5 separate regions of the Mus musculus genome follow, and regions 2, 3, 4 and 5 are each linked to region 1. The links are chromatin loops, found by intact Hi-C in ENCODE. Cell type or tissue: left cerebral cortex. All regions are shown on one strand. Each heading gives the region's core, and the rest is flanking DNA. Links, peaks and the distances in the headings are about the cores only. Region 1 overlaps Acvr2b (activin receptor IIB). Region 2 overlaps Oxsr1 (oxidative-stress responsive 1). Region 3 overlaps Oxsr1 (oxidative-stress responsive 1). Region 4 holds the start of Acaa1b (acetyl-Coenzyme A acyltransferase 1B). Region 5 holds the start of Xylb (xylulokinase homolog (H. influenzae)).

Region 1 (5,997 bases), core at 1,265-5,264:
GCGCTCTTTCCCGTTAGGGTGTCTGCATAAGGTTGTCAACGAGGTAATAAATGCCACACGCCCTCCGGATGTCCCACGAGGGAACAGGATACCTTTGGGATTTGTGTATTATTTCCCGTCCTATATCTAAAAGGTTCATGGGGTCATAGTGGGGCAAAAAAGGGGCACGCGCAGGGGTAGGGGTGGAGTAAGTGGGCAAAGGTGTGATGAGTGTTTGGTGTGTTCAACCATCTGCAATCGTAGCTTAGCCCTCCTGTCTGAGAAAAGTGACCCTTGGTGACCCTGGGAGCTTACCCTTTTCCTGTAAGCGTAGCTGTTCTTCAGTACCTGGTGAACACAGGTGAGAAAGAGCGCAGGAAGGTCCCAGGAAGGTCCCGCTTCCAGGTTGGTGTGGGCAGGGAATGGAGGAACACTAGCCTGGTCTTCGTAAAAGGTGTTGATGTGTGGGTGGTAAGGGGGCCAGTATCGAGAGCAGAGGGGTGGGTTGGCATCTTCACCAAGCACCTTCAGCAGGCGTCGTCTCCAGGACTGGTTACAAGTCACCTCACCGTGCTCAGCCTCTCTTCTCTCGGGCGCAGGTTCCGGGCGAGGGGAGGCTGAGACTCGGGAGTGCATCTACTACAACGCCAACTGGGAGCTGGAGCGCACCAACCAGAGCGGCCTGGAGCGCTGCGAGGGGGAACAGGACAAGCGGCTGCACTGCTACGCCTCGTGGCGCAACAGCTCGGGCACCATCGAGCTGGTGAAGAAGGGCTGCTGGCTAGATGACTTCAATTGCTACGACAGGTACACAGGGGAGCGGGAGCGTTCCCGCTGCCGTAGCCCGCTGCACTTGGCCACCCACTGATCTCAGGGTCTCTTCGGAGGCACTACCCAGAATCCCAAGCCCCTGTTCTGGTGTTTGCTCTCCTCAGCTCAGGCAGCATTTCCATGCCTGCCTGCCCCTCTCAGCCTTGAGTCACACTCTTCAAGGGACGTGGGGTCACCCTAACTGCTGATGTTTCTGAAGCTGCGCTGCCTGGGGGGAGGGGCCGGGGAGAGTCTTTCCGTCCCTGCCGGGGAGTTTGTAACGGGGACCCTGGGCCCTCAGGCAGGAGTGTGTGGCCACCGAGGAGAACCCCCAGGTGTACTTCTGCTGCTGCGAAGGCAACTTCTGCAACGAGCGCTTCACCCACTTGCCGGAGCCTGGGGGCCCAGAAGGTGAGGGGCCTGTGGGAAGAGGGTCTGAGTGTGGCACTGTGGAGCCAGTGGGGAGTGCTTGCAGGGCCGGCTGGAGTGTTAGAGTGGGCGGGCTGTGTGACACAGGGCTCCATGTGTCCCCCAGTCACGTACGAGCCACCCCCGACAGCCCCCACCCTGCTCACGGTGCTGGCCTACTCGCTGCTGCCCATTGGAGGCCTCTCTCTCATCGTCCTGCTGGCCTTCTGGATGTATCGTCATCGGAAGCCTCCCTACGGCCATGTGGACATCCATGAGGTGAGACAGTGCCAGCGTTGGGCAGGGAGAAGGGACGGCTGTGCGGACTCCTTTAAGCCCTTGCCTTTCCAGGACCCGGGGCCTCCGCCCCCATCCCCTCTGGTGGGCCTGAAGCCACTACAGCTGCTGGAGATCAAGGCTCGGGGCCGCTTTGGCTGCGTTTGGAAAGCTCAGCTCATGAACGACTTTGTGGCTGTGAAGATCTTCCCACTTCAGGTGAGCTTTTGGGGGTCTCCAGGCCATCTTCTCTCACTGTGGTCCAAGCGGGAGTGTCTTTCCATGGGGCAGTCGACTGTCCAGGATTCTGATTCAGTACTGAGAGTCCATCAGAGGATTAGGGTCAGACGCCATGTTGGTTTTGGGTTCTGCCATTACTTCCGTGTTGTGTATGCAGTTTGCATGTTTTGTGTACGCACAGGTCTGTGTGTGGAGGCCAGAGAATGAATCCCTTTATTGGACTCCTTTTTATTTTTTTGGAGACAGGATTTCAGTATGTAATCCAGACTGGCCTAGAACTTGTCATATAGACCAGGCTGGCCTTGAACCAAAAGTCTACCTGCCTCCACCTCCCAGATGCTAGAATTAAAGGTGTGCACCACCAAACCTGGCTCTCTACTTTTTACAGTTCTTTATTTTTATTCCTTTTTAATGAAAAAAAAAATTTTTTTTTTTTTTCTGTTTTTTCGAGACAGCCCTGTGTAGCCCTGCTGTCCTGGAACTCACTTTGTAGATCAGGCTAGCCTCGAACTCAGAAATCCACCTGCCTCTGTTTCCCAAGTGCTGGGATTAAAGGCGTGCGCCACCACCGCCTGGCCCTCAGTGAAAATATTTTTATGTGTGCAGGTGCTTTTTTTGCCCGCATGTATCTATGTGTCCTGCATGTGTGCCTGGTGCCTGAAGAAGCCAGAAGGGAGTGTTGGGTCCTTGAGACTGGAGTTATAGACAGTTGTGAGCCACCATACATGTGCTGGGAATTGAACCCGGGTGCTCAGGGAGAGTGGCAGTGCTCTTAACCTCAGAGCCACTTCTCTAGCCTCTACGTTTTAAGATTTTTTGAGACAAGGCCTCTCTTAGCCTGGAACTCACCGGTTTGGTTGACGAGTTGGCAAACAAGTCCCAGGAACTCCACCTCTTCCTGCTTCCAGCACTGGGGTTACACTCCACTGTGTCCAGGGGCTGGGAATCTCTCATGCTTGCCTGGCAGGCACCTCCGGAGCATCTCCTCGGTCCCTGAGTTTGGTTTTTGGCATTGTGTATACTCAGAGGCTTCTGACACCAGGCAGCCATGTAGTTAGGTGCTCAGGGTACTTAGGAAGACAAGCATTTGCTGGCTGATACTGGCTGGTCACCTCACTCAGCATTTGTAAATCAGGGCGCTGTTGTCAGCTACCCCAGAGATCGCTATTGGCCTGGTCTTTGGATGCTGAGGCTAGGAAATCGGGGTTGGGGATGGAGTAGGGTGTGTTGGGGTGGCTATGAGCATGGCAGGGCTGAGCTGCCTCCCTGCCTCAGGACAAGCAGTCGTGGCAGAGTGAACGGGAAATCTTCAGCACACCCGGCATGAAGCACGAAAACTTGTTGCAGTTCATTGCTGCCGAGAAACGAGGCTCCAACCTGGAGGTGGAGCTGTGGCTCATCACAGCCTTCCACGACAAGGTGAGCCACACCCCAGACAGATCCCACGGTGAGATAGATGGGTCCCAGTGATGGTTTTGTGATGAGCTGACCCCGTGTCAGCCGCACTTCCCACCTGGATCACGTCCGCCCATTCTGCGCATTTGCACTGAGACGTTCCTGCTGGGCCTGGGTTGGTTGCATCCTGTTCTGCATTTGGAGCCTTTGCCCACAGTCTGCTGCCTTCTCTTAGGGCTCCCTCACGGATTACCTCAAGGGGAACATCATCACGTGGAACGAACTGTGCCACGTGGCGGAGACGATGTCACGAGGCCTCTCATACCTGCATGAGGATGTGCCGTGGTGTCGTGGTGAGGGCCACAAGCCTTCTATTGCCCACAGGTACCTGATTAAGGAGCCTCTCTGCAGGTGGGGTGCAGTTGCAGAGTTGCCTCTGCTTGCTTGAATGTGCCTGTGGTGTGTCAGAGCAAACCTGGCCTTCCTGTGTGCTGGAGATAGCTAGCTTCCAGGCCAGCGTTCTGGTGCCCTCTGCTGGACCCAGGAGAGAGTGTGGACTCTGTTACTCTGGAGAGCTTCACACGCTCAGACTGTGGTCAGAACCTTTTGTATCCTTGAGAGGACTCTACTTACCTAGTCTGTGTCGGTTATGTTTGCTGATGCTTGCCGCTACAGAGCTCATGTGTGTTTATGTGTCATCATGATAACATTAGCTGTCCATTGTCGGGGGTGGGGGGTGGGGGTGGGGTGGGGGGGGTGGGGGGGGAGGAGAGGCAGATGATAGCTGATTACCTCCCATAGCACTGATTAGGATCTTAGGATTTCTGAGCCACGCCTTTGTTCGTTTGGTTGGTTTGGTTTCTGTTTTTTCCTAGGCAGGGTTGAGTGCCTGCACCCACTCCAGCGCTACCCTGCCTGTGCGGCATTAGCAGTTGATTCTAAATTCTTGTTCACATTCCAAACATTGTAAAATCGCAGAAGTATGTGCATGCCCTGTGAGAAACTATTGGTTGGCTTTTAGTGGCGTGGTCTAGGGTCTGCCCAGCTGCCAGGCACAGCCTCCCAGGACTCCCAGGCTGTTTTGTCTCCTGCCCCACAGAGGTGGGATGGTTTGAACTGGGCGCTGCGGTCACGTACTCTAGTGCTCGGAGAGCCATGGTGGCAGCAGGGTCATGGTCAGTCATCACGAGGCGGGCTGAGTCTTGATCCTGTGTGTCAGTTGGCGCTTGGTCTCCACAGGGACTTCAAAAGCAAGAATGTACTGCTGAAGAGCGACCTCACCGCGGTGCTGGCTGACTTCGGCCTGGCTGTTCGGTTTGAGCCAGGGAAGCCTCCTGGGGATACCCATGGACAGGTGAGGGACCTGGGCACTGGGAGGAGGGGCTGGAGCGGCTGATGCTCTGTGCTCCGCTGGAGCGATAGAGCTACCTGGGGACGTAGACTCACCAAGAGAGAAAAGAAACCAAGGCCGGAGGTTGGTGAGGCTTCCTCCAGCCAGGCTAGCAATTTGGGCTTCAGCAATTCCTCCTTGTATTTCAGTTTTTCTCTTTCTGTTGTAATTTTATTATATATATATTGTATATATATGAAATATATTTATCTTTGTGTGTGTGTGTGTGTAAGGGAATCTGTTTTTTTCCCCATCATGTGGGCTCCTTGGATTGAACTTGGGGTCGTGTGGCTTGACATCAAGCACCTACTACCGAGGAACCTGCTTGCCCTCAGTTTTAGTTATTAAGCGAGATTAAAATCAAAGGCCATGAAAATTAAGCCAGCAATCATCCTAGGAGAATCTCCCTGTGGGTTAAACATGCTCTCGACATTTTGTTTCGGCCTTTTGATTTCTGCTGTTTATTTAGCGTGTGTATTTCTGTTTCCACATGAGTGGCATGTCTGGGAATGGAGGCCTGAGGTAGTCACTGGCACCTTCCTTGATCACCTAAAACCTTGTTGATTAATACTGGGTCCTTTGCTTGGACCCAGATCTCTTCAGTTAGTCTAGCCGGCTTTCTCTGTGGACTCCATCGCTGTCTCCCGTGTTGCAGGCAGGTTGTTACATTTATGTGGATATCCAGACTTTCATCTTCACACTTGAGTGACAGGTTCCTTAGGAGCTAAGTCACTTCTTCATCTCCCCCTGGTCTGTTAGAGCGTCTGTCTCTGTCGTTCAGATTGGTCTGGGACTTTTGGTTCTCCTGCCTCAGCCTTCTGAGTGTCTGGCTTTGCTTTAGGTACCATCAGAGGCAAAGCCTCAGAGTAGCTTGTTTGGGATGTCCTAGGGCCTGCAGAGCTGTCCGATAAGCACTGCCTCCAGCTCGTGGTGTCATCACAGTTATCAGCTGGAATCTTCACTCTGCCTCAAACGGGATGGAGCAGGCTTTGGCTCCAAGGCTTCCTGCTTAGAATTCCACTCTTACCCAACCTGGTGCATGGCGCTTCTCCCAGCTGAGTGTGATTGTGAGTGTAGCTGGTCTCTGGAGATCCTGCCCTTTGTCTGCCTGTAGGTTGGCACCAGACGGTACATGGCCCCTGAGGTGCTGGAAGGAGCCATCAACTTCCAGAGAGACGCCTTCCTGCGTATCGACATGTACGCCATGGGCCTGGTGCTGTGGGAGCTCGTCTCTCGGTGCAAGGCTGCAGACGGTGAGTGGTTTGGCGGCTCTGGGCACCCTGGGTTGGGGCCTTGGAGCCGGGCTTCGGGTGATGCCATCAGCCCCTCATCACTCAGGGCCTGTCGATGAGTACATGCTGCCCTTCGAGGAGGAGATTGGCCAGCACCCTTCGCTGGAGGAGCTTCAGGAGGTGGTTGTCCACAAGAAGATGAGGCCCACGATTAAGGATCACTGGCTGAAACACCCGGTGAGGGGGCTGGGCTCAGGAATCACAGGG
Region 2 (5,997 bases), core at 710-4,709, 180 kb before region 1:
GGACACTACACCGTCAAGCTACTTATCAACACATTTTCTAAGTCCCATTATAAATGTTCTTGCATATGCATGTTTATGGCTAAGCTATCTACAACAGTTACATGTCCATTAACAGAAAATTGGATAAAATAAGTGTGCTAAGTATACAATGGAATTTTATTCAGCCATAAAGAAAAACAAAAAACATGGCATTTGCAGGAAAATGAGTAAAATTGGAAATCATTAGGTTAAATGGAAACCAGCCACTCTGTAAAAGACAAATACACATGTGGTGCCTATATTCAAACTGTCATTTATATTTGCATTTTTAGTGAGTCTAGAAAGAGAACCGTAAAACTTGAAGAACATATTTTCCTAGGGTTGGTTTGGAAATCATGAGATGCACGTGGCAAGAAAACAGAACAGGAGATATTGGAAGGGAGGAAGGAGAACCAGGAAGACATAAGCTGGAGACAAAGAAGGAGATGGAGCAAGAATACAGCTGTGAACAAGACATCAAGAACAAGATGTGAACAGAATGCAAAGCAAGACCTACCACTTTGTATACTAATTTTTAAACTGATTTTAAGAATTCTCAAGGTAAATAAATATAAAAACAAAAACTAAAATGAGAATAATCATGTGGCTGAGTATGGCACAACTGTATATATGCATGAAGGAATTTAAGCCAGAGTAGAGATGTAGGTTTCCAGGTTTAAAGCTCTCACTCAGTCTTACAATAGCCAGACACAGAACCTGGTAAGAGGTCCATCAACAAGGATTCCATTTTCAAGAGATGAATGAAACTGCAGGTAAAGCTAATAAGCAAGACTCAGATAAACTATATAACTCTCTGTTATACGAAGAAATCTAGGCTAAAAGAGATGGCAGAGAGAAGAGAGGAACAGACACACAGCATGGCACACAACTAGCTAAGCAGACAGAGAGACGGAGGCTGTGCACAGGGAAGCAGAGGGGAGGGCGTGCTGCAGGAGGACAGAGAGGACAGCAGCAGGAGATGAGGACAAAGTGCAGTGCTGCATAGGTAGGAACATATGCCAAGGGAGCCCACGACCCTACATGGCAACTAAACCCTTCTACTTATAAATCACAGACTTACTGGTAAGCAATGGGCGAAATTCACCTTGCCAAGTACCCAATGAATAAGGCCAACAGCCTTCCTAAGGCAGTGTCGACACTGAAGCAAAGGGAAGCAGCAAGGGTGTCAGTGTTAACAAAGAGACATCACAAACGGTGTCTGTAGCGATGTTACTTATCTTTTAAAAACTAAATAGCAATATGAAGATAAAATAAGGGGAAACACTACATAAACGTCTGGTATTAAAGAGGCAGCTATGTGGGGACAGAAAAAGCAAAAGAATAACCATCTGCTCTATTGCAACGCCTAACATGGGACAGCCTGGAGAGGCTGTGAAGAAGATAAAGGAACGGTAAGTAATCTTGAAGGACAGAACAGAACAGGAACTATCCAAAATTAGAAGGGAAACAAATGTTGGCCATTTGTGTCTTTTGCAGGACTTTTCTAAACTTAATGCTTAATATATATTTGTCAATTTTCATTGGCAAGGTCTTAAAAAACTTAGCACACCTTTAATCCCAGCACTAAGGAGGCAGAGGCAGGAGGATCTCTATGAGTCTAAGGCCAGAATGCTCATAGAGATCTCTAGGACAGTCAGTTCTGCAGAGAGACTGTCTCAAAAAACAAAACAAAAACAAAGTGGTCCTAAGAACTCTATGGGAGTAAATCCCACAAGGCAAACATGCCCATTATGAAACCCACTCCAAAAGAAAGACCTCAAGGCTTCGAGCACAAGCGCGGATGTACAAACACAGACACAGACAGAGACACACACAAGATATTCAGTATATACCAACTAAAGAAGTCCACTATTCCTCTCCAAATAAAGCATATTATGTTGCAAAGCCTTCTAGTTACAACTCTTCTACAATGTCTACAAATTTTCTACTGAAAATTTTACAATTTTGGTTTATTTTAAAAACACAGAAACAGGGTTGGAGATGGCTCACTAGTTAAGAGCACTGACTGCTCTTCCAGAGGTCCTGAGTTCAATTCCCAGCTACACATGGTAGCTCTCACCATCAGTAATGAGATCTGATGCCCTCTTCTGAAGACAACTACAGTGTACTCATATACAGAAAATAAATAAATAAATCTTTAAAACAAACAAATAATAATAATAAAAAAAAACCACAGAAACATAAGAACGTGCTTTTGTTTTGATCCCATGCTAGGATGTGACATGGGACTGCTTCAGACTGTCCACAGCAGATGACCACCATTTATTTGCCTCATGCTATAGAGGGGGCTTGATCCTGCCAGCTGCAGAGAGTTTCTGCAATTGTGTGACATTTGGAATTCTGGGAACTTTTCAGAGGGCTTGTAAATTATAGCACTTCACCCACCCAACCCCTGGGGGGGGGATATTATTGTTGGTTGTTATTGGTTGGTCGAGGTTTGTTAAGAAGTCACACACAAAGAAGAAACAAGAAGAAATTAGATATTCTGACAGGGAAGATCAAAGCTGCCCCATGGAACTTGACACCCTAACCAGTAGGAAGTAGTCTAAGGATAGCAGCGCCCCCTTCAGACCCCTGACTTTATTCCAAGAACTCTTTCCTTTCCTCTCTATCCTTTTTTTCCTCTTACTGGTGTTGGTGGTTTCAAAGGGTGGAAGAAAGAAGAAGTCACAGGGTAGCAACAACAGCTACATTTAGCCATTAGTACAATCCACTCACTCTCCACACCAAGCTGGTTTTCCCCTCTAGACATGGCTATTTTAACATATCCTACATGATACCACATTGAGAGACCGGCATTCTAATTTGCTACGTAATTAAGTAGAACGTCCTGGCTGTGGCACTTGTCTTCTTTCTGTTTTAGCTCTTCCAGCCGTAACAAGACTCAGAAGCAACTCTACAGTCTACGCTGTCAAATGTGACTCACCCTCAGCTGAGAAATGGCAGCTCTCCCTTCCTCGCTCTCCTCATCAAACTCATCGTCACTCCACTCCCAGCCTCCGTCCTCTGTCTTATGGAGACGGCCACTGGAGCCGGGGACTCTGCGGACCTGAGCGAGAAAGGCGTGTGGGTTAAGAAAGTACTTTGTACACACTTAACAGGAACTTCAAGTCTATTTTCCATCCCTCCATCACCTAAAGAAAACAGTAACTGAGTCATGTGTCCCTAAAACGTCACATCCTCCAACCCTTAATCTGCTCTACCCAGACTTTAAACACAATCCTCTTTACTCTGAACCCCAATAATATTGTTTATGTTAAGGCATAAGGGAAAAAAATCTAACATATTCACATACCAAGACATTTAAAGGGGAGGAAAGACTGTTCCAAACACACTGCAGACACAGCCCAAGCCCAAGGGAAAGCACCCATTCTTTTTCCAATATTTTATTTCCTCTTTTGGGTCAGGACCTGACTGTGTAGCTCTGGTTAGCCTGCAACTTGCAGTCTAAACCAGGCTGTGACATTGATCGGCTGCTTGTCTCCAGAGTGTTGGGATTAAAGAGGTGTGCCAACATGCCCAGCTTTAACTTTTTAATTCAAAATTATAAATTATACTTCACAGAGATTCAAGAGTTCAGGAGTCAAGCAAGTAGAGACAGGCAAAGGATGTAGCTCAATGGTCAAACACCAGCCTAGGAAGCAAGGCCCTGAGATCAGTGCTCAGTACTGAGGGTGTGGGGTGGATACTGCATGCCAGCCAAAGTGGTACCCAGTTCTTGGATGACAGTAAAAGGACCAGGCATTCAAAGCCACCAGTGACATTGAGTTAAAAGGGCAGCCTGAGCTACATGAGACCGTGACTCAAAAAAAAAAAAAAAAACAACCAACAAACAAACAAATAACCAAGCTCACTATCTTCTTCCTAATTTTAGCTTTCTTTGGAAAGTTATATTCATCTCTCTACTGGGTATATAGCATTACTGCTTGATATTGGGGGGGGGTGTCTATTTTAGGAGTTATCAATGTATGGGACTTTCCACAGTGGAAGATGAGCATTTCACTGTAATCTGTGTCCTACTCTCTTCTGAAAATCTCGCTTACTCTCTTCTCCCTACGTTTAGAAAAACTACCTATCCCACCACAGCAATCTTCCTTAAGAAGCCTCGAAAGCCCAAGGAAGCTTCTTGACCTCATGACTTTCGGTCTTATGTACTTCCTCCAGAATTGTCGTGGTATATTTATTAAAGCCAACTATTTTTTCAGATTTTAATTTGTAATGTGTATGAGTGCTTGCCTGAATGCATCTGTTTACCACTTGGTGGAGGCTACAGAGGCCAGAAGAGGGTCTTGGATTCCCCTGGAACTGGGAGCAACAGTCATGAACCACTACGCGTGTGCTGGGAATTGAACTAGGTCCTCTGAAAGAGCAGACAGTATTCTTAACCACTGAGCCATCGTCACAGCCCTTTCCTCAATTCCATCTTAAACTGGACTCATGGCATGGTTAGGAAGAGGGTCCAGCCCAGAGGACCCGGGCTAACACTGACCTGAAAACCTCCTCAAAGTCTGAGCTTTCATGGCACAGAAGGTGCCGACCAAGCTCCTGACGGAGGGAAGCAACCAATAGTCCTACCCACTACAGCACCGAGGAACCACAACAGTCAGCACTGCGGCCACGCAATGCCGACCTCCACGCCTTGGTGGGAACGAGCAGCTCATATTGGACCTAAGGCCTGCTCAACAAAAGGGAAACTATGCCTAGTACTAGAAACCTAACCACCCACCCAGGGCTAATCTCTAACCACATTCTGAATATTTGTTCTTATACTCATAAGTGTAGCCTACACCCCCATCAAGGAAACTCACTTTGCTAAGATGGAGCCCACTACAAAAAACTGCAACCAATCAACATGTAAGGTGTAGACCCATCCCAACTGACCCGTCCACAACACAGCCCCTGCACCTCAGGCTCAGGGGACAGTTCCAAAGACGGGGTGATGACCAATATTTTTATTACTGTTTTCAATTTACTACTATGAATGATGATCTCCCTTTAAAATGACAGCTCCATTGAGATGTAAGTCATACAGCACACGGTGTACACGATGAGAGAAGTTCAATTGACTGGGCTTTGTAGATAGAGAGTTGCATGATTGTTACTACATCCAAATTGAGAACATGTTGGTCACCATTCTTCACACACATCACAGCCATCAGAGGTCACTGCCTGTTTCTCCCCCACTTTTCTCAGTTCTGGGAAACTGGCCTACTGCACATCTCTGTGCACTCTTGAACATCTCACACAGAATCATATAGTGTGGACTAATAACACGTTTTAAAAGTATATTCATGATATAACATGAATCATTAAAAATGCTCCTGAACTTCCTATTGGAATGTGTGTATATATCATACATACACACACATATACACACACACACACATATACGTACACACACACACACACACACACGTAACACTCTCACTCTCTCTGTCTCTCTCTCTCTCTATCTATCTATATGTATGTGTGTGTGTGTGTGTGTGTGTGTGTGTTTGTGTGTGTGTGTAGCAAGCTGAAAATACACTGGCTCCACCTACCCTAGCAAACACCAACACTAAGCTCCAAGTGACACTGTCGATGTGGCTGACTAGGAGCTGCCAGCCTCTCCAGGGAACTAGAAAAATGTTTATACTGTGGTGTTCATCTCTCCTTCCCTTCCTACCCTACCTCCCTTTCCTTCTACCTTTTTAGATGAGGTCTCACTACATCGCTCAGTCTAAGTCTCAACCTCCATGTAATAACATTAGAAGTATGTAGTGCTAACCCCGGCAGCTGCTACCAAATGACTTACCTTCTCATGAAATCATAATGGGCACTGGTAAGTGGAGAAGCTCTGTAAATCGTATTTCGTTATGTGGACACACTGCATGTTACAGCTGCTCACAAAGATGCCTAAGCTAGCCTCTCGCTTCCAAGCCTTTTGTTTCAGCCGCCAGAATACTATAGGCGTATGGT
Region 3 (5,997 bases), core at 826-4,825, 160 kb before region 1:
CCTAACAATCGTTATTTCTCTGCTTAAGGTGCTGGGTACACATTTAGTGTGGCGAGTACAAATTCAGACTCTCGATCTGTAGGAAGGAAAGTCAAAACAATGAGAGATTTTGTTGCTTCTTGGAAATGACTGAGAAGGGCAGCTTCTTGTATGTGCTATATATATACACAGAGGCAAAAAAACTCATATGCATAAATGAGGAAGATATTTTCTGACGGTCCTCTAAGCAGAAACTCAGCTGAACATTTCCTCCAGGTGGACCCACAGTCCCAATTTCAAGAGTCACAGCATGGAGTCAAAAACTCAACCTTGTAGAACATCAGACTGAGTAGTGTGCTGCTGGTGGCCACCGGATTAGTTAGACTTTCTACTGTAATTTACATATTCTTCACTATTTCTGGCACCTAAGGATCTTTACATTTGATGGATTTTTATATATTACTTCTAGGTATTTGTAAAAAAAAAAAAGGGGGGGGGTCTTTTTATCAGCTAACTTGGCAGAAACAAAAGAATTCCCTATCAGTTTTAGCCAGTGATGAAAAACAGAAGAAATCCTAAAACCATGAACGTGAACTTGGCTGCCTGTTTTCCTTACCCTTTCCAACATTTCCAACAGTAAATTCTGAAGCCCCATTACATACACTAGACACATGACCAAGGATGTCTAAGTCTTTTACTTTTGTAGACCTTTAGAGAAAACAGAATTAAACAACTTTCAGTATTAAGAAACAGTGGAATACAGTCTGCCTGTGGAATCCCAGGAGAACTGCTTCCAGGACCCTCTGCCAACAGCAAAACCCTGATGCTCAATCCCTTGTATCTAAGTGGAATGTTATCTGTGTAGAACCCACGCGACCCTCCTGCACTTTATACCCCCTCCAGCTTAATGAGGGTAGCTGCTACCATGCCAAGTATACTATGATGCTCAAGGAATGTGGACAAAGAAAAGGCTGGTGCTGCTGAGCACTGATGGAATCTGATCAGAGTCCTTGGATCCACAGTAGATCAATCTGTAGCTGTGGAGGTGGTGGATGTGGGAAGCTGATGCACACATGAAAACAGAGTAAAACACAGTGGGGATGCAGCCCCCAGTTACAGTCAATGATCCTCAGAGTCAAGTTCCACCTCTAGGACTAGGGATGGGGTGACCTCAAAGCATAGGTTCTACTCATTGATTTCGCCTACAGTGCTGCTCAACACCACCACACATAAACACCCTTTGTTAAGAATCTGCTGCTTACCAATCAATGTGTCTAAAGCCAACGAGGAAACTATTTGAAACTTTGACTACTAGAATCTTTCCTACATAAAAAGCAAAATTATTTGACATGAAATATAAATATGTTGTTACAGTCCTTTTGTTATTAAATTGTAAATGGCAGTTATATTTCAAGTGAAGGTTGAAAAAAGAAAAACTTGCCCATTAACATGGCCTGTTACTAATACAGAACTCACAAATATAATTTCATAGCTTTAAGAAACGAATCAAGAAATATCTGGGCAACTGAGATATATTATATACTTATAAGTACACGAAATCAACTCAGTCCCTTCCAAGCTTGTAAGATGGCCTTTATGAATGTTTCTAATGTTTGTCATTCATTTAAGAATATACACATAATATTGTGTATACAAATGTAATTCTTAGGGATTCCCAGCCCGATTTAAGTATCAAAAGAGATATGTCATATTTTCCAATATTTTACCTTTTTTCTGGATCCTTTTGAAGGCACAATGAAATCATTTTTCTAAATGATTTTCCATATTTCTTCAGCATTTCTTTATCTTGAACACCAGTTTCCAAAGAAGGAGGATCATTCTGGAGCGTCAGCATTAAAACCTGTGTAGTAAGAAGTTTGGTTTCTTTAAAAACCCAGTGATGTTATGTGACTATGTTTTTATTTTAATTCCAGGTGTGGGATACAGGGGGCTTCAGATTGTCTACAGAAGCTAACTATGGTTTGTCTCGTACTCTAGCAGGGATGTGATTTTTGCCAGCTGCAGATAGTTTATGATTGGAATTCTGGGTACTCTTGAGAGGGTGTAAATGGGAGACTCCCAGAGAGCCTGAGGAGGCTGCTGCTCTCCATGCTGCTGCTGCTTTCTGTTGTTGCAGTTTGTCAAGTGGTCTTGAGCAAAGAGAAGAGAAGAAATTGGATGTCTTAGTGACAAAGACTGGACTTGCTCCAAGGAACATGATGCCCCTAAGCCGAAGAAAGTAGTCTAAAGAGGTCTATGCCCCCTTTCCCCTCTAACCTTCTTTCTCTCCTACCTAGTGTTGGGGGTTGGGAGAGAGGTAGATATGGGAATCCAAAAAAGTAGCCCACAAAAGTATACCAATAAACCTGTAAAATTTTCAGTACAGTATAGACATATGAGCTATTTAAGTATAAGGACCTGAGTTCAATCCTTCAGAACTCACATTAAAAAAAGCTGGGTGTGGTGGTCTACATCTGTAATCCCAGCTGGGAAGGAGAAGTGGGGCTTGTTGCCCAACCAGTCCAGCCAAACTGGCAAGCTCCAGGTTTCAGGAAGAAACCCTGTCTCAAAATAGAAGGCAAAGGGTAATTGAGGAACATAGCTGACAACAACCTCTGCCCTCTAAAAGCTCACACATACATGGGTATAAACACACACACAGGCACACAGGGGTACACAGGCATATGTGGGGCTTTAGGGTCAGGGTTATAGCTTGGGGGATATGTGTTCTTTTCTAGCATTTGTGAGGCCCTGGGCTCAACACCCAGCACCACAATTTTTTTTTCCCTTCAATTAGCCCCGTTTATTGTACTAAAAAGGTCAGCTTTTTTCAGAAAACTCAAAGCAGAGAAACACAGCCTGAGGAACTCATTACAGGATGTGCCAGGACTAGTGACTCATTTCACAAGTCTTCACTGATGTGCCAGGTCTAGTGACTCATTTCACAAGTCTTCACTGATGTGCCAGGTCTAGTGACTCATTTCACAAGTCTTCACTGATGTGCCAGGACTAGTGACTCATTTCACAAGTCTTCACTGATGTGCCAGGACTAGTGACTCATTTCACAAGTCTTCACTGATGTGCCAGGACTAGTGACTCATTTCACAAGTCTTCACTGATGTGCCAGGACTAGTGACTCATTTCACAAGTCTTCACATTTTGGACAGCACAGAGAACAGTATTCTCTGTAGCCCTGGCTGTCCTGGAACTCACTCTGTAGACCAGGCTGGCCTCGAACTCAAAAATCCGCCTGCCAAGTGCTGGGTCTCCAAGTGCTGGGATCAAAGGTGTGCGCCACCACGCCCAGCTGGGTGTTGTGAGTCCCACGTATACTGGACACTAGTTAAAAGCTATATATAGATAGTGGATCCCCACAAGCGCCCACTGTCAACTGCTATTACATCCTTCAGTTACAACCGCTCATCTCTTCATGTCCACAGACTTAGCTCTTCCATTCCCAAACTACTGTAAAATTAGAAATGTGAAAACAGCAGAAGACAGCATGGCCTCCTTAGCTTCACCTACTGCTTGCTCTCTTCTTCCTTGACTTCTCATAGTATGGAGACTTCTCTTCCAGAAATTTCTATTACAGAAATCACCAACTGTCACAAACCTACGTCTGGTTCAGGTTCTTAGTTCACATTCTTCCTGCCTCCCCTGCAACCTTAGTTACTCTGTCAGCAGAGCCTATGAAGGGCCGATGAGTAGAGAGGCAAGGAGGTCGGATAATAGACACCAATGCAGTTCAACTCCACAGCTCTGTCTCACAGAACAGCAAGGCCACTGAAGGTCAGCAATTCTGTACACACTCTGTTAAGAACTAAATAAAAGACTTCAATGGCTCTGAATCCAAGAAGAGTCTGGGTACAGTGATGGCTATACGTCATGAACATACTTATTACTTAAATACACAATCAAAAATGGTTTATCCTGGTTTTGGTCCCTATATAATACAAAGTAGAAATGGTTACGTTGGTAATTTTATTAGAAAGATTATATTTTGCTATAATACACATAAATACAAGGAAAATAAATAACCATAGATACGGTTGGCAAACGTCAAAGGTTCTGAAAAGTCACTGGGACTTGAGCTGGAATAATATTTGAATATGAGCCTCACCTTCATTGGTGGATATTTATGATAAGGAGCTGCCCCTGTGGCCAGTTCAATCGCAGTGATTCCAAAACTCCAAATATCAGCTTTAAAATCATAACCTCGAACCTGAAAAGGATTGGGGGGAGATGGGAAGGAGAGAGAGGTGCACAATTACTTTAACCAGCCTAAAACACTCTTACAAGTTTCTAGTATGTCATGAAAAATTGGGGGGTTGGGGAAGGCGGGAGTGAAGAGTCTCCCTGTGCAGCCCAGGCTACCCCTGAATTTTTGATTCAATATTCCGTATGTCCACAAGCCTCCTCACAGACAGCTCAGGGGCAGCTCCTGCTCATCTGAGAAGTAGGTTTAGCCCCTAACATAGCCTCCATCCCAGGAAAACCAACGAAGCCTCGTATTCCTTCATACCTCCCTCCCCTGCTCTAGCCTTTCTCCACAACCTGTTTGTTCACTCTGTTCCTGAGTGCGGCGGCCTCTTAAGACCCTGTGTGGCCTGGAGTGCCCTCCTTCCACAGGCTGAATATAGTAATATATGTATGTATGTAGGAAAATATGTGTACAGTAATACATCTGTGACATTTGTGAATAAATCCTATACACATACAGCGCTGAGAGTAGCCTGGAGTCCTGAGCAGCAAGGCTGGTCTGCATCTGATTTGGGAACCATTTACACATGCTCGCATGGATGAGACCATCAGCGATTAATGCACTCAACAAGAAAGAACCTGAAGAAACACCGTCTTCTTTTCTTGCTTGAGACAGTATCTGGCTTTGCCCCGGGCTGGCCTTAAGCTCACCATCTCCCTCTCCTAGTGTGCGTCTGGATAACCTGTGTACCCTACCAAATCCTACAGGAAGATTCTAGAGTAGACAGAGCCACGCCTGCTGGCATATGTCTTTAAAGGCAAGAGGATCTCTGAGTTTGAGGCCAGCCTGGTCTACAGAGTGAGGTCTAGGACAGCCAGGGCTACACAGAGAAACTGTGTCTTGAAAAACAGATGAGTCAAAAGTGGTCAGAGAAACAGCCTGACAGCAGGAGGGCCATGAAGACGGTGTAAGTAGGAAGGGAATGGTGCTGCAGTGCTCAATACTTCAATACCACAAGGGAGGTGAGACAAGGACTAAAGAGTGTGTGCTGCAATCAGCTGTGTTTACTGCAGTAAAACAGATGACAGGAGACTGCAGCGAGCGGCTGCCGTGCAAGCAGGAAAAGGAGAAGAGCGCCAGCACTGAAAACCCCAGGGTGAACAACCCGGTCACCTGGTCTGCACTAAGATAACTTCTTAGGCTCTTTACTCCCCTACTCCTTGTATTATCTTTGGTATAGTCTTGAGTTTCTTGTGTAGTGTGTAGTTTTTGCTGTTGTTTGCTTTGCTTTGTACTGCAATAATATCTTTCCTTAGATTAAGCTCTCAACCAATCAACAGAAAAATGCAATTCATGCATCTAACATGGAACATCGATCAAACATGAGCACTAAGGCTTGTGGCTTGGTCTAACAACAAAATCCTGAACCATTTCAAAAACACAAAACCCACAGTACCTGCTCCATAACTTCGGGTGCCATCCAGCACGGGGTGCCAACAAACGTTTTTCTCACTTTATTTCTGGTAATGTCACCACCAGTGGCTAAAAAAGCACTGACGCCGAAATCTGAAAGAGAGCAGACAGTACAGCAGCCTTAGCAGCCGAACAGGGAATCTCCCCACATCTCACCAGCCTGGGCTGCTGGCCACAGATGGGCTTTGGGCCAGGTTAGCCCTGAGAGCTCTGTATGACATATATGTGTATGTCAATGGATGAGCCCTGTACAGAGTCAGACGATGACAGCAGTTGGGGAGGTGTGGAGGTCTGGGCCCACTGGGCGAGGAGTGGCCAATGCTCTGGAAAGACCCCATGCTGCA
Region 4 (5,997 bases), core at 1,283-5,282, 270 kb before region 1:
GGACTAGATCAATCCCCCGAGGGCCTCATAGAACCCCAGCTTTCCCCCTTAAGCCACATCTGCTGTCCTTGTTATAACAAACATGAGGAACAGTGAGGCGCAGGCTGGCTGTGACCCTTGCCCACCACGGTCTCCTCCTGATGACACACAGGTCAGGATAACCCGGTGCAGGCAGCCAGGACCTGACCATAGGCCGGCAATGCTTCCTATCCAAAGCTATCCTGGAGCTGCTAGCTCTGAAGCCTACCAAGGCCATCTTCCACGGATCTTCTAGGCTGCCTTCCGACAGCAGAGCCCCAACGCTCTATTCTTTCCTGGAGACACTATCAATTATAACATCTGTAGCCCTTTGAGCCAGAGGCAGAGACAAAGTGGCATCTCTGAGTGGAAGGGACAGTGAGCAGATCACCAGAGATGTGACCACGTCCCTGACAACACAGTAGTGATCTGGAATTTCTCCCTTGGTACTAGAATGGCAGACACATTTACAGCTTAGGGACGTTTGCATAGTGAGGCAATGTCCCGAGTTGAGGGAATCATCCCACTACTTCTCTCAGGACCGTGGGAAGTGCAGAAGTGCAAATGCTGCAGGTATCCGGTGTGACAGTCAAAGTTGTAAGAATGGAAGACGCCACTCCACCCAGAACTGCATCCTAGGCTGCATCTGTGGGAGCCCAGCCCAGCCAGCTGCCACAGTGGGCAGGGAGAATCATAGCCAAGGAGAGCAAAATTAGGTTGATTGCTGCATTGGTTAATAGGGTCCGGCAGGAAGGCGATCTTACCCACAGGCCATGCCAATGTCATAAGACCCATTTCTGATGCCACCTGCAATAAAAGCACTTCATAACCACCCCTGGCCGCAGCGGGCCTGCCCCTGAGCAGCATGGCTTGTCCCCTCCCTCACAGGAGACCCAAGAGCCCCCCAAATGGCTTGGGGTGTGGCCATGGGTGTTCCTCCTCTCTCTCTGCCTAGGGTCCCGAGGGTCAAGGACCAAGGTCAGGGTACACTGCAGGGTACACCCAGCAGTCACCACTTACCAGCAATGTTGGCCACTGCCTGCAGTCCCGATGAACACTGTCTGTTGACCGTAGACAAAGGTACAGTCTCTGGGATGCCGCTGAAACAGAAGGGAGATGGCGGTCAGCCCTGGATGAGCACCTAGAAAGCAGGTCCCATGAGACTTCAGGGCCCCATGAGAGCCCCAGCAGTGAGTGTATAGATCAGGGCAACAGGGAATCTCCACTGGAACAGATCTGTAAGAACGGGAGCAGCTACTGCAGCTGTCTCCACCGTTACTGCCTAGAGTCCCCAGGCTTATTCTCCTGTCCTACGGTTCTCAGCACGGACCACGGAAGCCTGGTGTGCGCCACAGACAACCCTTGCCTCGAAGACTCTGCAAGGAAAACCAGTCATTTCTGGGGTCCTCCAAGGACAAGCGAGCCTGCTGCTAGCCTAAGACACGGCAGTAGCATCCCAACATTGGGCCACCATCCATCCTCACCTTGACCTTTCTAGTAGACACAGAGTTGGTCCGGTGTGTCTGGTTTTCTCCCCACTCCCCATGGTCATCCTTCAACCCCTTGCTCCGGAGCTTCCTGGGTTCAGCCATTGAAATGATCAGAGCTACCTTCCAAGGTGGCACACAAGCCTTGGCCAACGTGGCTAAGCACTAGGAGCCTCCCAAACCCTTGACTGACATTCCGAGAACCCCAGAGGATGAACACACAGGAATTAGGATGAGTCTGGTGTGCAGGAAAACCAGAGAATCCCTGAACTGCTGCTCCAAGCCAGGTTCTGAAGGCGCCCCCAGGAGGATGGCTCCCTAGGCTGTGAAGATTATCCTGGGTTCCCTAATTTCTGGTTACCACTCTTTACCAAATTCGTCAAGTTTCTCCTAAACAGCCTCCGAGCCTGAGGTTCCACCTGAAAGAGGCTGAGGAGCTGATAGTACTGTGCCTCACCAGATACCCAACCATAATACAGAGAAATGCACGTGTGAGGGCCACATCACATGACAGATCACATGACAGAGGGACCACTGAGAAGGAAGCCTGAGGGTTTGAGGAAGGTAAGCGCAAGGGGCAAGAGTATATTTGAGCAGGTTTTAGCCAGGACAGGGAGAGCAGAATGGGCAGAGGCGGCATAGATGCAGATAGCCCTGATTCAGTCAATTTGGAGAAGCCAGTTGGAGATGAGGGTACAGTTAATCTGCAGAGGGACGGGGAGACCCCGAACCTCAGGCTAAGTCTAACCCTTGCCAGCTCCCAGAGGTTCTGTTTGTCTGTTGTTTGTCTGTCTATTCCTGATCTGTCACTGGCCAGTTTGCTATGACTTTTGACCCACACAGCAGGAAGGACTGAGGGAAGAGTCCTCAGCCTCCACAGAGGAGCGAATGAATCCCTGCTTCCCCAGCAGGAGAAGCCAAGAATATCAGGTCTCCTCCTCCTGGGCTCCTAGGCATGTGTGGGGTACCCCCCCAGCCCCAAGCTCCAAGCTGCTAACGACTGGAGGAGTCTGGACTTCATAGGTGCTCAGCTAAGAATGGAAGCAGACGCTGCTCAGTATAGCCATGAGATTATTTAACTCTAAAGGGGATGTCATACGTTGTCTTTGTTTAAAAGTTAGGCCACAGAGAAGCTCTAACCCAGTCCCCAAGTCCTGGATGCCTTGGCCATCGGCCCAGTGACACACCCCCTCTAAGTAGGGAAAAGGTTATGGAGAAGAGGTCAGGTCAGTGGACTTTAGTTGCCTCGATATCTTCATTCCACCTGCTCTTCCACCACACACAGATACATCCCCAGTGCCAGGGCCTTCACCAGTCACGGTGGACAACCAAGCTGGAGCCAGAGAGATTACCTCAGGAACTGGGCGATGCGTGCCATAATGGCTCCAGCCCCGGGCTGAAGCACATTGCCTGTGGATAGAAGAGCCTTCACTCAGTGCCAGGTGGTGTCCCAAGGCCTAAGGCAAAACATGCCGCAGAAAGGAGACATTTCAGATCTCTCCAAGAATCACAGCCTCTGGAGAGAGGCGCACATGAGGCTGTGGAGGCTCAAACTCTGGGGAGTGGGGAGCCAGCTACCCAACAGCAGTACAGTGCTGGAGGGCCGCCAGTGAGCTTGCCAAGGCATGCTCCTCTGATCACAGGAAAAGACGGGAGAGACTCTAGGGTAAGAGACACAGTGCAAAGCCTGAACGCTGTGGGAAGCAGGGCTGTGGTGAGGGAAGCGGGTCTGCAACTGCTCACCTGCCCAAGTGTCCTCCTCCAAGCCCTGCACCACTGCAGAGATGAGGAACAGGCTGGCACCTCCGGACAAAACTGTGTCCTACACTATGTTCTAGTTCAGGGAAAGCCTAGGGGTTAAGGCAGGGTGGGGTGAACCCATCTGCACCTGTAACCCGGGACAGGATGTCCATGTAGGTAGAGAAGCGCGTTTTCCCGCCTCCTGGGGTCTCCTGGAACATCTGGGCTTTAGAACTTCTACTTGGTGGTGCTAGGCTTTCTAGCGCCTCTCAGGTTGCCGATGTGCCATGAGGGGGCGCCCAAGGTTCTACTCTTGAGACTGGCCATCGGGAGCAGCCTGATTCAGACCTCTGTGGTCGAGAGCCCTCCCGTTCAGTAACTCAAGTCTGTGAGAAGGGAGACGGATATTCGGGAGGAGGGCGGGGGAGGGCCGGTGCAGGACCCGCAGGGGAGCTCACCCACGGAGATGTCTCCCAGCTGCTCAGGCTTTAGCTTCACGTCCTGGAGAACCGCGGTCAACACGGCCGACAGAAGCTCGTCGGGGGTGGTGTCCTGCAGGGCGAAGCGCAGCAGCGGTGAGCCCAGCTCCCGAATCCCCGCCCGGGGACTCTGCGGTCACCGGACCCCCGACGGCAGGATCCCATCCGCGCTGGCCGCCTTCTGCTCCCCTCGCCCGCCCGAGGGGCCTCACCTTGAAGCAGCCACGGCTGGCGCGGCCAATGGGAGTGCGCCGTCCGTGCACCACCACCACGTCGGAGGCCGAGGCCTGCAGGAAGCCAGCGGAGCAGGGCGCAGCTTGCAGCGCGGAGCTCGACTCGGGCCGGCCGGCCAGGTGACCCAGCACTACCTGCAGCCGATGCATCGCGGAGGTGGGTCCCACCGATTTGCCAGCGCTCTGGGCGCTCACCCCAGTGAATTAAGGACGCGGGCTTGCACAGGGCAGAGCCAATTGGAGCCTTATATTTTCAATAAGTCCTGCCTACCCATTCTGCAGCCAATCAGAGGGCGACTCTTCCTGAGTCTTCCCCCACCACCACCTCCCAGCTTCTCAAAGCAAGTCAATGAACTTCAGAACCCCTCCTTCTTAAGTTTGTCCATGTACACCTGTGATGGTGCAAGTGTGTACTGCGCAAGTTCAAGGCCAATCTGGGCTACAAAAATAAAAGAAAATGTTTTAAAATATAATTAAAAAAAAAAAAAAAGCTTGTGCACATTTTTGAAGCTCCTCCCAGAAGTGTAAACTGGAACTTTCCTCGTTTTGTAATCTACACTGTAGGCAGGACCTCAAAGTCTTGTGGATTTCTGAACATGAACCAGGAGACCTTCCTCCAAACATGGCCATGGCACACTATCAGACAAAAGTCAGGAGGTTTCTGGGACAGTGGCAACAGCTTTACACTGCAAATGGAGATAGAGGACCTGACTCTGATTCCTGTTCTATTCAGCTCTCGTCTTTCCTGGGTCCCTGGCCCTAAGCTGGATGCTTGAGTACTTGGCTGGAAGAACCCGTTCTATCAAGGCACAGAAGCAGTTCAAAGGTCTCTGAGAGTGTCCCATGTAGCATCCTCTGTATGCCTATTTGAGATGCCCTCATCAGTGCACACCCCTGCAGCACCCGCTCCCCTCGCCCCCTTAGCAAAGGTGTCTGCCAAGGCCTTGCAGTGTGCCTGAAGCATTAACTGATCAATGGCTTCCTGTTGAGTGAATGGACCGGGGCTTCCTGGATCTAGAATGTGTTACCAGCCTTAAAGAGTAAGACCGGGTTCCCCAGTCACAGTGACAGGTCAGCCCCAAACCATGGCAGTTACACAGTGTTTTCTCAGACCCCAGGGGATCCCAAAACATGAAAGGAGAGGAGGCTGGGAGAGGGCTCAGAAGGTAACGGGCTTGCCCTGCAAGTGGGAGGCCAGAGGTCAGATCCCCAGTGCACAAGGCTGGGCAGGCTTGACAAGGGTCCCATGACCTTAGTGCTCAGGTGGGAAAGGCAGAGGATCCTTGGGGCAAAGTGGCTACCTACCCCAGGCAAATCACTGTGTTCAGACAGAAACCCCATCTCAGAAAGCAGAGTAGGAAGGGGTTTAGAATGGCATCCAATATCAACCTCTGCCCTACACATAATATGCACACTCACCTGCCCGTGCTTTCCAGGGCAGGAGCACTGGAGTCTTAGACACCCAGAGGCTGATCTAGCCTTCCTGTCACCATGTCCAAGGGCACAGACTTCCTAAGTGCAGGGTCGTGTGCTCTTTAGACACCCCAGAGAGCACGCTGCACCAGGCCTCCTTCCTTGTCCCCTCCCCACTGTCTTCCAGTGCTCGCCTTTGTGGACCTCTTAGAAGCCCGGGGGGAAGCCTGTGATGCCATCAGTTCCTAGGACGCATGTAGAACCCACAGCCCACTGTCTGCATGGGGCTAGGCCAAGGACAGCCACCCAAGACAAAAACATAGCTTATCTAAGGCCCGAAGAGAAATGAGATTTTGTGTTTTATTTTTGTTTGTTTGTTTGTAAGTTGCTTACACGGATGCTGAGTGTGCCTGTTGTAATGTCAAAATGTTGAATTCTTCTGCATTGAGCAAGGCCAGAGAAGTTCATACAACATCAGAAGGACAGGCTCACCTTCTCTACAACCAGGATGGTGGATCTCAAAGAACATTTCTAAGTTCCACATCACTGGCCCAAGTCCCCAAATGGAAGTGTGGAGGTCTGTACCAAGGCACAGGCGCAAAGAATTGCAGACTAGAGGACCACAGA
Region 5 (5,997 bases), core at 1,188-5,187, 73 kb before region 1:
CCACATGGTGGCTCACAATCTGTAATGGGATCTGATGCCCTCTTCTGCTGTGTGTAAGGAGAATGACAATGTACTCATATACATAACATAAATAGATCTTTTAAAAATTCCTTAAAGAAATAGACTGAATATAGATTTAATTTCCAGTATACCGCCAAGATGAATCTTCTGCATATAAACATATTATAAAATTACAGATACATAAAACAAATTATTGAGTCTGAATTATAATTGCCTTATCTAGTTCAGTCCCTAATTTCTGGTGGTTTCTTTGTTTTGCTTTTTGTGTCACAATACTGGGATTTATAGCCTTGTCCCTGCTAGGCAAGTGCTCTATGGCTGAGCTGCTCTCCCAGCCTGCATTTTATATTCAGATGGACCACTAAACTGCTCAGGCTGGGCTTGAACTCACTACAGATGTGGGTACTGGGAATCAAACCCAGCTCTCCTGCAAGACCAGTATGTGCTCGTAGCCACAGGGCCATCTCTCGAGCCCCTCTTCTGTGCAGCCTTTCTCTCAGCCTTTGTGCCATCAAGATGGCTCAGTGGGTAAGGACCCTGGCTGGCAAGCCGTATGATCCGAGTTTGATCCCCAGAATTCCCATGGTAGAAGGGAGACCCTATTTCTTCACATTGTTTGGCAGCTACACACATGACACCATGCACACCATATCAATGATCAATCAATCAATCGATCAGTGTAAAGACAAAAACTGAAATAAACCGGACTCTGCTTTATATTGGCTGGTCCTGAGATTCTTTTCTGTGTTAGAGCCAGGAGTTCCAGTTGGCCGGAGTTGAAGTAACTAAGAGGTGAGGGGGAGCTGCCCAGGCTACGGTGGATGTTGGGGTGAAGCTGTGCTTTCTTCCTTGTACCCCTCGATAGCACATCTCTACGGACATGGCGCACAGAAGAGGCCACCATTTGCACATCTGAAAAGAGCCCTTACTGGGAGCTGACTGTCAGCACTATATAGCTTTAGACTTTCCAGCTTCCAGAGCTGTGAGAAACTGTTTAGCCCTTGGCATTGGTTTAGCAACATGAGTGACACATAGTAAGGTCCTTGGGGGTCCCACTGGCTCTTCTTTATAAATTTTTAGAACCCACCTCTCCATTTTTCAACCTAACATACTTCTAGGTAGCATGCAACTGGCAAAAGTCTGCCTTCCAGGAAAGTTTTAAATCTAGTATCTTCCCCTATCCGTATGCCTGTCATGATTCCCATGTGTGTTCCCTGTAGTCTTCATAATTCCCAGTGGCCCCCACCTGCCTTATTCTGAGCTCTTCTTTTCACATCTGACTTACCCACTTGGAGACGACAGCTCCCAAATCATTGTTCACAACCCAGACATCTTACCTGAGTTAGAGGCCACACATCCAAACTGGCCTGCTCAACATCTCCACTCAGACACCCCAGAGGGGCCTCAAACGTTCTAGCTAAATTACTAGGTCATCCACATCGCCCAGCCTGAGTTCATTTCCGTGTGTCCAACAAAGAGTGTGAAGCCCTCTCCATCTGGCAATGGCCTCTTGTGGCCCCACCCCCACCCCATTTTGAGACTAGGTTTCACCGTGTAGTCCTGGCTGTCCTGGAACTTTCTATGTAAAGTAGACTAGTCTTGAAATCCCAGAGATCTGCCTCCTCCTGCCTCCAGAATGCATTTCTCCATTCTTTACACTGGGCACCCACACCTTTTGCTGACATCATTCACTAAGCTCTTTTCTGAGGTTCTCAGACAGGCGCACTGTGAGCATACTGTTCAGGGGTGGGGACAAGAGTCTTGAGTAGCAGAGACACCGCCACTGCCACCGCCACCTGAGCTCAGCCCAGACAGTCTGCTGACCTGTGGGTCACGATAACAGATGAGTTCTAACTGGGAATCGTGGCTTCCACCTGCAATCACAGCATTTGGGAGAGTGAGGCAGGAGGATCAGGAATTCAAGGCTAGTCCCAGCTACACTGTAAATTCAAGGCCAGCCTGGGGTATGTGAGACCTTATCTTATAGCAGATCATGTCAGGCCACACTTGGTGTTACAGGCCTTCAATCTCGTGGGAGGCTCTGGTGGGAGGATTGTAAATTCAAGGCCAATCTGGGCAGGAGGAATTTTTTGAGCCTAGTCAAGACTGTCAAAACAAACAATAGAAGGAGGAAGAGAGGGAGGGAGAGAGAGAGATTGATTGATTATTAATTATTATTATTATTATTGAGACAGATCTTGCTATGTATCCCAGGCTGGCCTCAAACTCATGGGCCTCCAGTACTACTATCCCAAATTTAATTAAGATTTTTATTTTTATTTTATTTTTTAGTTGACTCTAGGGCACAGGTCAGACAAAAGCAATATCTTCGGCCTTCACTTCTTTTTTTTTTTTTTCTTTTCTTTCCTTTCATTTATCTATTTTTGGCGTGGGCATCGTCTCACCGTGTAGCCTTGGCTGACCTAGAACTTGCTATGCACCAACACGCCCAGCTTGACCTTCAGTAGACCACCCCCCCATTTTACTTTTGTGACAAGTGTCTCTGTTATATAGCTATGACTGCCCTGGAATTCTCAATGTAGACTAGACTGGCCTTGAACTCACAGACATCTTCCTGTCTCTGTCTCCTGAGTGCTGGGATTGAAGGCAGGCACCACCACAACTGGCTTCTTCTGCCTCTTTTTAATTTTATTTTGAGACAGGGTTTCAACCATTTACCTTGTTTTGGTTTGGTTTGGTTTTGGGTTTTGGTTTTTCGAGACAGGGTTTCTCTGTATAGTCCTGGCTGTCCTGGAACTCACTTTGTAGACCAGGCTGGCCTCGAACCCAGAAATCTGCCTGCCTCTGCCTCCCAAGTGCTGGGATTAAAGGCGTGCACCACCACTGCTGTTACCCAGGCTGGTCTTGAATTTGAGATCCTCCTATTTTAGCCTCCCAAATGCTGGGATTATATTAGGTCGGCGCAGGGGTGAGTGTGGGTGGAGTGAAATTGGAGGGAAGCCACTGCGCTGCCTTGCTGGTGGGTAGCGACCACTAAGTGCCCCAGCCAGACGCAGTCCCACTCGCGACCTTCCCGCAGGCGGCGCCAGAGGGCATTCCCGCCTCGTGACTCCAGTCCAGAGTCCTGCGGGGCGTGGCGAAAGGCGGGCTCTGGCGTCTCTGAGCGACGGAGCGCAGCGACAGTCTCGCCGCTGCAGTACACATGGACGCACGGACGCACAGACGGGCGGCGGGAACCCCCAGGGCCCTGGCGGAGCGCGCGGGGCGCCGCTGTTGCCTGGGCTGGGACTTCAGCACGCAGCAGGTACGCGCGCGGGGCGAGGAGCGGGAGCCTGACGATGCTCTGCCAGCGAGAGGCTTCTCCCGGAAACCGCGGGTGACTCCCCGCGGAACCCGGAGTACACGTAGCGGGGGCGGAGGGCTGTGGGGGGGAGTACCTCGGGGGTCCACGCGAGTCTCGGCTGCAGATGGCTAGATTCCGAGACACTCCGCGCAAACACACTCCGCGAAAACAGCAGAGGTGTGCGCACATGCACAGCCTAGATCCGGATAATCCCTGAGCGCCTTTTCTTTACTTTTCTTTATTATTTTATTTTATATTTTGAGACAGAACTTTACTATGTAGCTTTGGCTGGCCCAGGTTCATTGTGTAGACCAGGTTGGCCTTGAACTCACAGTGATCCACTATCCGTAGCCTCCTGAGTGTTGGGTTTAAAGGAGGGTGCCACGCCAAGCACTTTTTTTTGTTAAAAGTGAAATGGGCATAGTATGCAAATGGACTTTGCCCGTTCCCTGCCTCCCCCAACCCCCTCTTGGCTGGCACTAGCGTGCCAGGGTCTGTGATTCCAGAACTGCCGGTCAGAGGTTGGTGTTCCCAGTGATAGCTGAGTGAATTAGCAATTTGCCTTCCAAGTAGGCATGGGACGTCCAGGAGGCATTCATCCTGCACGCTTGAGAAATAAGCATAGTAGCTGTGAGACCCTTCTCAGCCCGATGAGGAGAGTTGGAACCTGCGGCTCCCACTGGGGAACATCCCATAGAACTTAGTCACCTTGCCCTACTAGACCTGTTTCTCCATCTTCCCGAGCTTGGAATGGCTTCCTTAGGATGTCAGGTCTGACTTGACCATAGTCATGGCTCTGGGGGCAGCCTCTGGAGACAAGCCTCCTTGCCAGGTGCAGGACCATAGCCTCCATTGTTTGGAGAGTGGATTCTTGTAGACCGTGGGAGTTTCACCTGCCTCTCTCTGTGTGGCGCTCTCTCTCTCTCTCTCTCTCTCTCTCTCTCTCTCTCTCTCTCTCTCTCTCTGGTTTTTCGAGACTTGCCCCTGAGTTGATTATTTCCTGCTGTCTATTCCTTTTGGATGTGACTTCTTTTTGTTCTAGAGCTTTCAAGAGTGCCATTAAATTTCTAGTATAAAACCTCTCGATTTTTTTTTTTTTTTTTTTTTTTTTTTTGGGTTTCTCGAGACAGGGTTTCTCTGTGTACCCCTGGCTGTCCTGGAACTCAAATCTGTAGACCAGGCTGGCCTTGAACTCAGAAATCCTCCTGCCTCTGCCTCCCAAGTGCTAAGATTAAAGGCACGTGTGCCACCATGCCCGGTCATTTCTCATTTTTTAATCTTATCTCTTTGCTTTTCTTTTTTTGAGCATGTATCCCATGAAACTTATGTTGCTATGGTTACAATGATGCCCATTTAAAACAAAAACAAAAAACGATGCCCATTAGCCTTTGTCTCAGTGCTGAACCTTAACTGGACTTGGAAACCTCTTGGACAAAGGTAGAGGCTGAGGAAATCCTATACACCGTTTTCACAAATGTCTTCCAGGTTAAAGTTGTTGCTGTTGATGCAGAGTTGAACGTCTTCTATGAGGACAGCGTGCATTTTGACAGAGACCTTCCGGAATTTGGGTAGGTACCTGGTGTGCATGTGTGGGTGGGTGGTTTTAGAGCCTCCCTAAACCATTTGCACTTATCAGCTATACTTTTCTGACTTAACCCAGCTGCAAGAGAGGTCTGCATAGACCTCTGAGCATCTATTATTATTGTATGTTGTGTTTGCTTGCATGTATGTCTGTGCGCCACATTCCTGCCTGGTGCCCAAAGAGGCCAGCAGAGGACATTGGATCCCCTGTAAATGGAATCACAGACAGTTGTGAGCCACTACAGAGTGCTGGAAATTGAACCCAGTTCCTCTGGAAGAGCAGCCAGTGCTCTTAACCCCTAAGCTATCTATCTCTGCAGCCCCTGAGAATCTTTCCTTCCCATAATGATTTCTTCCCTATTCCTTTCCAGCTGAATTCATTCATTCACTCATAGATTTGAGATCTGTTTTGTGCCAGGCACAATTGGATGGTTGTTCTTGGCTACCTTCTGTTACTAATGGAAGGGTATCACAAAGCCGGGCAGTGGTGGCACACGCATTTAATCTCAGCACTAGGGAGGCAGAGGCAGGTGGATCTCTGAGTTCAAGGATAGCCAGGGCTACACAGAGAAAAGAAAGTACCACAGACTGGAGAAATTATAAAGAAGAAGTTCACAAGCTCATCTTCTTTCTGGCCAGAGTCCAGTGGTCACATCCACTCTCTGCCTTCTTTTTCTTAGACTACTTTTGGCACGTGGCATGTGCACACATATGTGCGCCTGAATGTATCTTCTCTCACATTGGGCCCCTTTTGGAAACAGGATCTCATGTACCTCACTGGGTAGCTGAAGATAACCTTAAATTCCTAAACCTCAGTCATCCATCACATCCGAAATTCGGAGGTTACAGCTGCCACGTCTGGGTTTTTTATGTTGGTTTTTGTTTGTTTTGTTTTTGTTTTTTTGGTTTTTTTTTGTTTTTTTGTTTTTTGTTTTTGTTTTTGTTTTTTGTTTTTTTTTTTGAGAAAAAGGCTCCCTTTTTCTAGGTTAGCCCCCAGTTGGTAGTCCTCCTGTCTCAGCCTCCAGAGTGCAGGGATGACAGGAGAGTGCCATCATTCATGACTGCTCCTTTAAAAAAAATTTTTTTTAATC

What was found. Peaks named below come from ENCODE experiments on the same cell type or tissue, not always from the same donor. Only the 100,000 strongest peaks of a DNase experiment are listed, where the experiment ranks them.
Region 2: it touches region 1 in a loop (2.1-fold over the local background); 4 of 42 quality-filtered maps call a loop at or near these places.
Region 3: it touches region 1 in a loop (2.1-fold over the local background); 4 of 42 quality-filtered maps call a loop at or near these places.
Region 4: it touches region 1 in a loop (4-fold over the local background); 10 of 42 quality-filtered maps call a loop at or near these places.
Region 5: it touches region 1 in a loop (3-fold over the local background); 19 of 42 quality-filtered maps call a loop at or near these places.

What each region holds. Positions count from the first base shown.
Region 1 is chr9:119,426,877-119,432,873 of GRCm38, forward strand. It overlaps Acvr2b (activin receptor IIB), which reads left to right. Exons shown (of 11, transcript NM_001313757.1): 2 at 579-786; 3 at 1,091-1,200; 4 at 1,325-1,476; 5 at 1,549-1,692; 6 at 2,989-3,132; 7 at 3,344-3,492; 8 at 4,348-4,462; 9 at 5,613-5,751; 10 at 5,837-5,967. Among named protein-coding and RNA genes, the nearest start is that of Exog, 15 kb to the right of the region's middle. In left cerebral cortex, for the core only: a CTCF peak has its summit at 3,640 (motif pointing left); a DNase peak (open chromatin) is centred at 3,632.
Region 2 is chr9:119,251,798-119,257,794 of GRCm38, forward strand. Oxsr1 (oxidative-stress responsive 1) reads right to left here. Exons shown (of 18, transcript NM_133985.2): 11 at 2,966-3,088. Among named protein-coding and RNA genes, the nearest start is that of Slc22a13, 46 kb to the left of the region's middle. In left cerebral cortex, for the core only: no CTCF peak of the experiment used is centred there; a DNase peak (open chromatin) is centred at 3,008.
Region 3 is chr9:119,263,044-119,269,040 of GRCm38, forward strand. Oxsr1 (oxidative-stress responsive 1) reads right to left here. Exons shown (of 18, transcript NM_133985.2): 6 at 5,637-5,746; 7 at 4,100-4,201; 8 at 1,707-1,840. Among named protein-coding and RNA genes, the nearest start is that of Oxsr1, 56 kb to the right of the region's middle. In left cerebral cortex, for the core only: no CTCF peak of the experiment used is centred there; DNase peaks (open chromatin) are centred at 2,925 and 3,089.
Region 4 is chr9:119,152,888-119,158,884 of GRCm38, forward strand. Acaa1b (acetyl-Coenzyme A acyltransferase 1B) reads right to left here and starts at 4,206. Exons shown (of 12, transcript NM_146230.3): 1 at 3,937-4,206; 2 at 3,704-3,797; 3 at 2,858-2,915; 4 at 1,039-1,118; 5 at 783-825. The coding sequence starts at 4,107. In left cerebral cortex, for the core only: a CTCF peak has its summit at 3,530 (motif pointing right); DNase peaks (open chromatin) are centred at 3,536 and 4,179; H3K4me3 peaks cover 582 bases.
Region 5 is chr9:119,354,422-119,360,418 of GRCm38, forward strand. Xylb (xylulokinase homolog (H. influenzae)) reads left to right here and starts at 2,960. Exons shown (of 19, transcript NM_001033209.3): 1 at 2,960-3,286; 2 at 4,811-4,893. The coding sequence starts at 3,185. In left cerebral cortex, for the core only: a CTCF peak has its summit at 3,052; DNase peaks (open chromatin) are centred at 1,710 and 3,114; H3K4me3 peaks cover 1,011 bases; H3K27ac peaks cover 605 bases.